2 separate regions of the Mus musculus genome follow, and region 2 is linked to region 1. Evidence: chromatin loops called from intact Hi-C (ENCODE). Cell type or tissue: gastrocnemius. All regions are shown on one strand. Each heading gives the region's core, and the rest is flanking DNA. Links, peaks and the distances in the headings are about the cores only.

Region 1 (2,906 bases), core at 245-2,744:
GAAAACGTTCACGCTCCCATTCCCTCCCACTTAGCTTCCTGAGTGCGCTGTGGCCCGTCCCACCCCCACGCCACCGGCCAGCTCCCCCAGAATGTAAGGACCTGCTCGCAGACTTCATAGGGCCTTCATAGAATCCAGGAAGATGCTGCTTCTTTAGAATAATGATCAGACAGGCTTGCCGGCCGGGCGAGCTTTTAAGTGCTGGTGGCCCAGAGGGGTTGCAGCTATCTGATCTAGAGGGAGTGCCTGTGTCCAGTGTGAACACTCACACCCTTCTACAAAACTGTGTGGAAAATGGAATCTGAAAGAGCATCAGTGTAAACACTGTCTCGTTGCCATTGCCTTTGGGGCTGGTCTCCTGGTGGCTATTGCCACAATAAACTCATCTGGCTTTGAGAAGAAATAGCAGAGTCATAGCCCTTCCATGCACTTCACTGATGGGCACTGATCTTCACTGGACCCTCCTCCTCCAGTTTCACCTCCCTGCCTCATATGCCTTACCCCTACCCCATGGCACTGCCCGAGTGGGAAGGGACAGAACACCTGGGACCATCCAAATCAAGGCTACATTTCAGGGCTTGCTCTCTGAGAGCCACCCCCTCCCCAGAAGGATCGTGTCATGATGACCCTGTCTGCTTTCCTCTTTGAAATGTCCCTGCTCTCTGGAGTTAGTAAGAATAGTTCAGTTGCACCCACAAAAGCTAGTGTTTTCAGACCGTGAGTGACCCGTGCTCTTCTTGACTCACCCAGTGTGAGTGGAGGATCTGAACGTCTGAATGTCAGCATCCTTGGTATTCACAGAGCGGCAGTTTGGCTCCCCTGGTTAAAGATAACTGATGCAGCCAGTTCCTTTTTTTTTTTTCTCCTACAAGCTTTCTCATGAGCGGTGCTGTAAATAGTTCATCTGCACTGCTCCCTAATGGCATCTTATGTTTCCCCCTGTAAGCAACTGAGGTAGAAAAATAAATTGTTTATCACGGACATGCTGTGTGCTGCCGTCTCTTAACCTGAGAGTGTCCTGTTCTCGCTCCGGGGGAGGTGAATGCACTAGATAGCCAGCACCTGGGACAGCAGTTTGTAGAAGCATGCCAACTCCCCCCCCCCCCCCCCCCCCCCCCCCCGGCTGCTGCCTGGCCCCAGCTCTCTCCCCTCTGTCTCGGCACTCTGGCAGAGCGCCCTGGGCTTTTGATAGAGGTGATCTGTCCTTGAGCAAAGACAGAGCATCTGCCTGTGACAGCTGTGGGATAGCGCCCTGCCCCTCCCTGTGCCATCACTCCCTTCTACAGGAAGACAGCATTTCACATCTGCATAAGGGGCGGGTCTGTACATAAGTGCACACACTTGGGCACCCATTTGCTCTCCAAACTCCCAGAACAGTGTAGGTCAAAGGGCAATAGACAAGTTGCTGGATGGTGATGTGGAGGGTGGGTCTTTTATTCTAGGGCCACTTCTTAGCCAGGTGACCTTGTGCTCTAAAAAAAAAGAAAGTGACTTTTTAATTGAGTTGTACTTGAGGGATGGTATATGCATGTGTGTCTGTGAATAAGCTGTGCAAGTCAGTAACAGCCATAGAATGAAATTCTGAGCATCCAAGTGGCTAATGAAGTAAGCTTTCTAGAGTGATCTTCCCATCTTTAGTTCTCACGGTGGTGCTGCCTGAATCTGCTCATCAGTGGTAGGAGTGGCATCAGAGTGCCCCAGGGAAGCAGGGAGTCCCCGGGGCAGGCCTCGGGGCTTTGAGTGAGGAACTGGCAGGGAGTGTGAATCAGGTTTCAGAGTGAGTCAAGGCCCCAAAGCAAAGAAGAGTTGGAAGAGGGTTTACAGTGGAGGATGATAGAGGTGGCCTTCCATAGCGGGTTAGGGTGTGCAAAGGGCAGAATAGAAGCGTCAAAAGTGAGTCCAGAAGGCTGTCCCCTCCTGTCTGCACCCCATCGCCTCAGTTTTACCTTCTCAGCTACATTCCTCTCCCTTGTCACAGGCTGGCAGGTGGCTCTTTGGGATCTTCCAGCACTACTAAGGACAGTAAAGGTTAACATAGCACCAACTGCCCAAAATCTCATTGACTGACTACCTTATCTGCAGTGTTCCAGGCTGTCGGGAGAGCCAACCCAGCATCCTGTAACCCGGCCTTGATGCCTCCCCTCCTGAGCTACTGTGTGTAAGAAGGAGAGGGGCTGTGTAGGTCCCAGGCTGGGGAGACCCTTCTCCAGCAGCTGGGGCTAGAAGTTGCCAGTGTGTTCCCTGCCTCTTTAGCAATGGAGAGAGATCGGGTCTCTGATGCCACTGTGACCAATGGCGATTGGCTTTTGAGGGTGCCAGCCTTGGAACACCTGAGGCTTAGTTACCCTTGGGATGGCTCGTCAGGACTCACAGCCACTAAACCCCTCTTCGTTCCTAGTTATTGTCCAGCGCCAGTCCCTGGTGCTGGCTGAATAGTGCTCATTAGGAGGTGGTCTGAGGTGAGGCAGCTTAGCTCAGAGAGGCCCTGTTCATTTGAAGAGGACCTCAAATAACCTTTTGTCAGCAGAGCTGCTGCTAGGTGACATTGGTTGAAGATATTGAGGCTTTGAACAAGGACGAGTTAGTGGCCAGTCACAGCCTACAGAGGCAGAGTAAGCATCTTGAGTATCCAGGAGATAGTATTCCTCAAATGGGCAGGCTGGGGGAAGAACCCTGGCTATGGGCACAGGGCTGTGACTTACACCAGCTGCCAGGTCTGCCCAGAGAACAGTACTTTTGCCAAGTTTCCAGAAAAGCAGATAACACTCTCTCCAAATACCTGTTCTATCTAGAGTGGTACTGAGCTGCTTCAAGGGGGTAGCCCTGTGGCCTTTCTGTGCCCTTCTTCGGGCCCACCATAGTGACAGAGACTCTCAAGGTTGTCCCTGTTCAGAAAAGGAAGCCCT
Region 2 (2,906 bases), core at 100-2,599, 81 kb after region 1:
ATAACTCTTCCTTGATCCCCATTCTGGCCCAGTAACATGGAGCTGGTTCTTACCTTCAACCCTAGTGAGCCTTGCAGGCTGGCAGGCTCTTTAAGAAACCCTTCTGCTGTGTTTAATGGTGTGACTCCAACGGGAAGAAAGGCAAGGACAGAACTAGAGACACTCTGTTGGCCTGCTATACACTTAGGAAAAGGTTCCCGTGCTCCTTTCCAACCAGCCCAGGACACAGGGTGGGCTGGAAAATCCAGGGTCCCATACAACCTTTCTCTTACCATGGTAGTCCTTCTAGCTCCGCATACAGAATCATGAACTTCTATTCCCTGCACTCTGGGCCACCCAGTCATTTCTGGGGCACAACCAATAAGAGTCCTCAAGACAGGAAACACAGATTATCTTCCTGGGTTGGCAAACCAAATTGTACTTAAAACTTCTAGTTAACTTTTTTGCCATTCCTACACTTCATGTTGCTTTACCCCATGCACCTAGAAAGGAGCCTCCCTATCCTGGTAAGGGAAACAGGGAAGTTGAGGCTCTGGGGCTATAGTCACCAATGATGAAGGGCTAATTAATGCAAATGAGAGAAATTTAAAATTCAGTTCCTAAACCAGTCCTGTACCGAATGCCCAGCAGCCACAATGGCTAGTGACGAACATGTCGACCGCACAGAGTCACAGAGCCTTGGCATCACTGTGGCAGTTTCTTTAGGGCAATGCATCGAGGGTCCCAGGCTGTACAGCTGTAGCAGAGGTTTGTTTGAGCTCAGACAGCTTGTCTATCCTGACCCTCTCTGCTGTGGAGAGGAATCAGAAGGAAGGAGTCAGATGGACCAGAGACCAGCATCAGACCACGCTCCTACAGTAATACCTTCCAAAGACACATACAAGACAGGACATCTGAAAAGCATCCAACCTTCTGATGGCCTACTGGTCCAGCAACTACCGCTGTCCACACTGCGGGCCACCCAGCCATAATGCTGCCGTATCACGTGGACAGAGACTCTTCCAGGCTGGAAGGGAGACCTGAGGATTGCCTCCTCTTGGCATTTCTGTCTCCTGTGTTTCTGGAGAAGGGGACTTAAGCACCCACTTGGACCACTTAGCACACCTCCAAGCTCCTGAGACTTCTTGGAAGTGGTAGGATCAATCAAGGCTTACAATTCGTTTACTGTTTTCCGTCTGTGTTGCTTGCTATGGACGCCACTCACTATGTATGCCAAGTTATTCCGAGAGTGAGCTAGGTAGCCTCGGCTGGCACCGAACCCTCAACTTTCCTCTCAATTCAGCTTCCTGAACTTTTGGGATTCCAACCGTGCTCCGTCATGCCCAGTTAACAGGATGCTGGGGATTGAACCCAAGGCTCCGTATGTTTCATGACTGCATTTCTTTTCCTTGCTGTTTAGCCATTCCTCATTCACAGACTCCCTGATTGCTGAAGGAGACCTCAGGGCCACAGGGAGTGAGTGCACCCTTAACTGCTGAGGGTTCACTTGGTGACATGATGTTTGCCCCGACTGTAGCCTCTGGCTGCTGGGAATGCTTGGGAAAGCTAGCGGAGGACCACAGCTTGTAGGACACCTTTGAGAACTCTGCTGTTGGCAGAAAGAAAGCCATCTGTTACTTTGTCTCCTGTCAGCCCTAGAACCTCAGAGAAAGTGAGCAGCAGGACTGCATTGTTCACAGCCAGGAGGACAGCTGGCTCGAAAGAGGAAGCGAGCTGTCTCCTCTTAAGAAAAGAAAAGAAAGAAAGAAAGAAAGAAAGAAAGAAAGAAAGAAAGAAAGAAAGAAAGAAAGAAAGAAAGAAAGAAAGGAGAGGAGAGGAGAGGAGAGGAGAGGAGAGGAGAGGAGAGGAGAGGAGAGGAGAGGAGAGGAGAGGAGAGGAGAGGAAAGGAAAGAAAAGAAAAAAAGAAAAACAAGGACTGGAGAGATGGGTCAGTGGCTAAGAGCACTGCTCTTCCAGAGGACCCAGGTTTAATTCCCAGCACCCACCTGGCAGCTCACAGCTGACTGTATCTTCAGTTTCAGGGGATCTGAAACCCTTATACAGACAAATATGCAGGCAAGACACCATTGCGTATGAAATAAGAATAAACAAGGTTTTAAAACTCAAAGTAAATAAAAATAAATAAAAACAAAACCACAATGTCTATGTAACCCAGGCTAGCCCAGGCTGATCTTGAATTCCCTATGTAGCTGAGGATAGCCTTGAACTTCTCAGAGCTGGCATTATAGTGGTGCGCCACTATTCCTAGTTTATATGGCGCCAGAGAGAAAGCTTAGGGCTTCATACTTGCTAACCAAACATTCCACTGCATTGCATCCCCTGTCTCTTCTTGTCTCCTTCATCCCCCAGGGGGCTTCTCTGTCTTCCAGGACCACCAGTCTGTGAAGACATCTATGAAATGTGACTTGATGAGGAGCCCTCGGTATCCCTAGGAGCTCCAAAGTTACATAGAAAAGGCCTCTTTCCAAATACCCCAAGTTGTGGGGAGGGAAGATGAAGAGAAGCAAGGCTTTCTTTCCTACTATAGGACAAGCAGCAAGGCCTCTGGCTCCAAACAGAACAGAGAGGGTCATTAGCCAACATAGGCCGCTAACATCCCGTTTCCTGCTCCTCCCTCCTGGGACTCATCCAACCCCCAGCCTCACCTGGATCCTCCAACTGTCCCTGTCTGGGTGCTGTGCTGAGGATGGGGGATTTGCAGATTTAAAATAGGACAGTCCAGTTAAATAAGGACAACGTGGTCACCCTGGAAGGTGATGACATCTCGAATGAGTGTCTGCCCGCTTTAGAACTGCGGAGTTGCAGTATTTCCCTAGCATCCTGTGAGGTCTCAAGACTCTGACTCCCTGGGTGACACCAAGCATGAGGTGGAGAAGGCTGGAGGTTAAGGCAGCAGGTCTGAGAAC

Evidence for each region. A loop is a pair of places that touch in the nucleus more often than their neighbours do. Peaks named below come from ENCODE experiments on the same cell type or tissue, not always from the same donor. Only the 100,000 strongest peaks of a DNase experiment are listed, where the experiment ranks them.
Region 2: it touches region 1 in a loop (1.8-fold over the local background); 3 of 42 quality-filtered maps call a loop at or near these places.

The regions. Positions count from the first base shown.
Region 1 is chr11:88,379,638-88,382,543 of GRCm38, reverse strand. The region is part of intron 10 of Msi2 (musashi RNA-binding protein 2); the gene reads left to right. Among named protein-coding and RNA genes, the nearest start is that of Mir378b, 28 kb to the right of the region's middle. In gastrocnemius, for the core only: no CTCF peak of the experiment used is centred there; a DNase peak (open chromatin) is centred at 1,183.
Region 2 is chr11:88,298,257-88,301,162 of GRCm38, reverse strand. No RefSeq gene overlaps it. Among named protein-coding and RNA genes, the nearest start is that of Ccdc182, 5.7 kb to the right of the region's middle. In gastrocnemius, for the core only: no CTCF peak of the experiment used is centred there; a DNase peak (open chromatin) is centred at 1,606.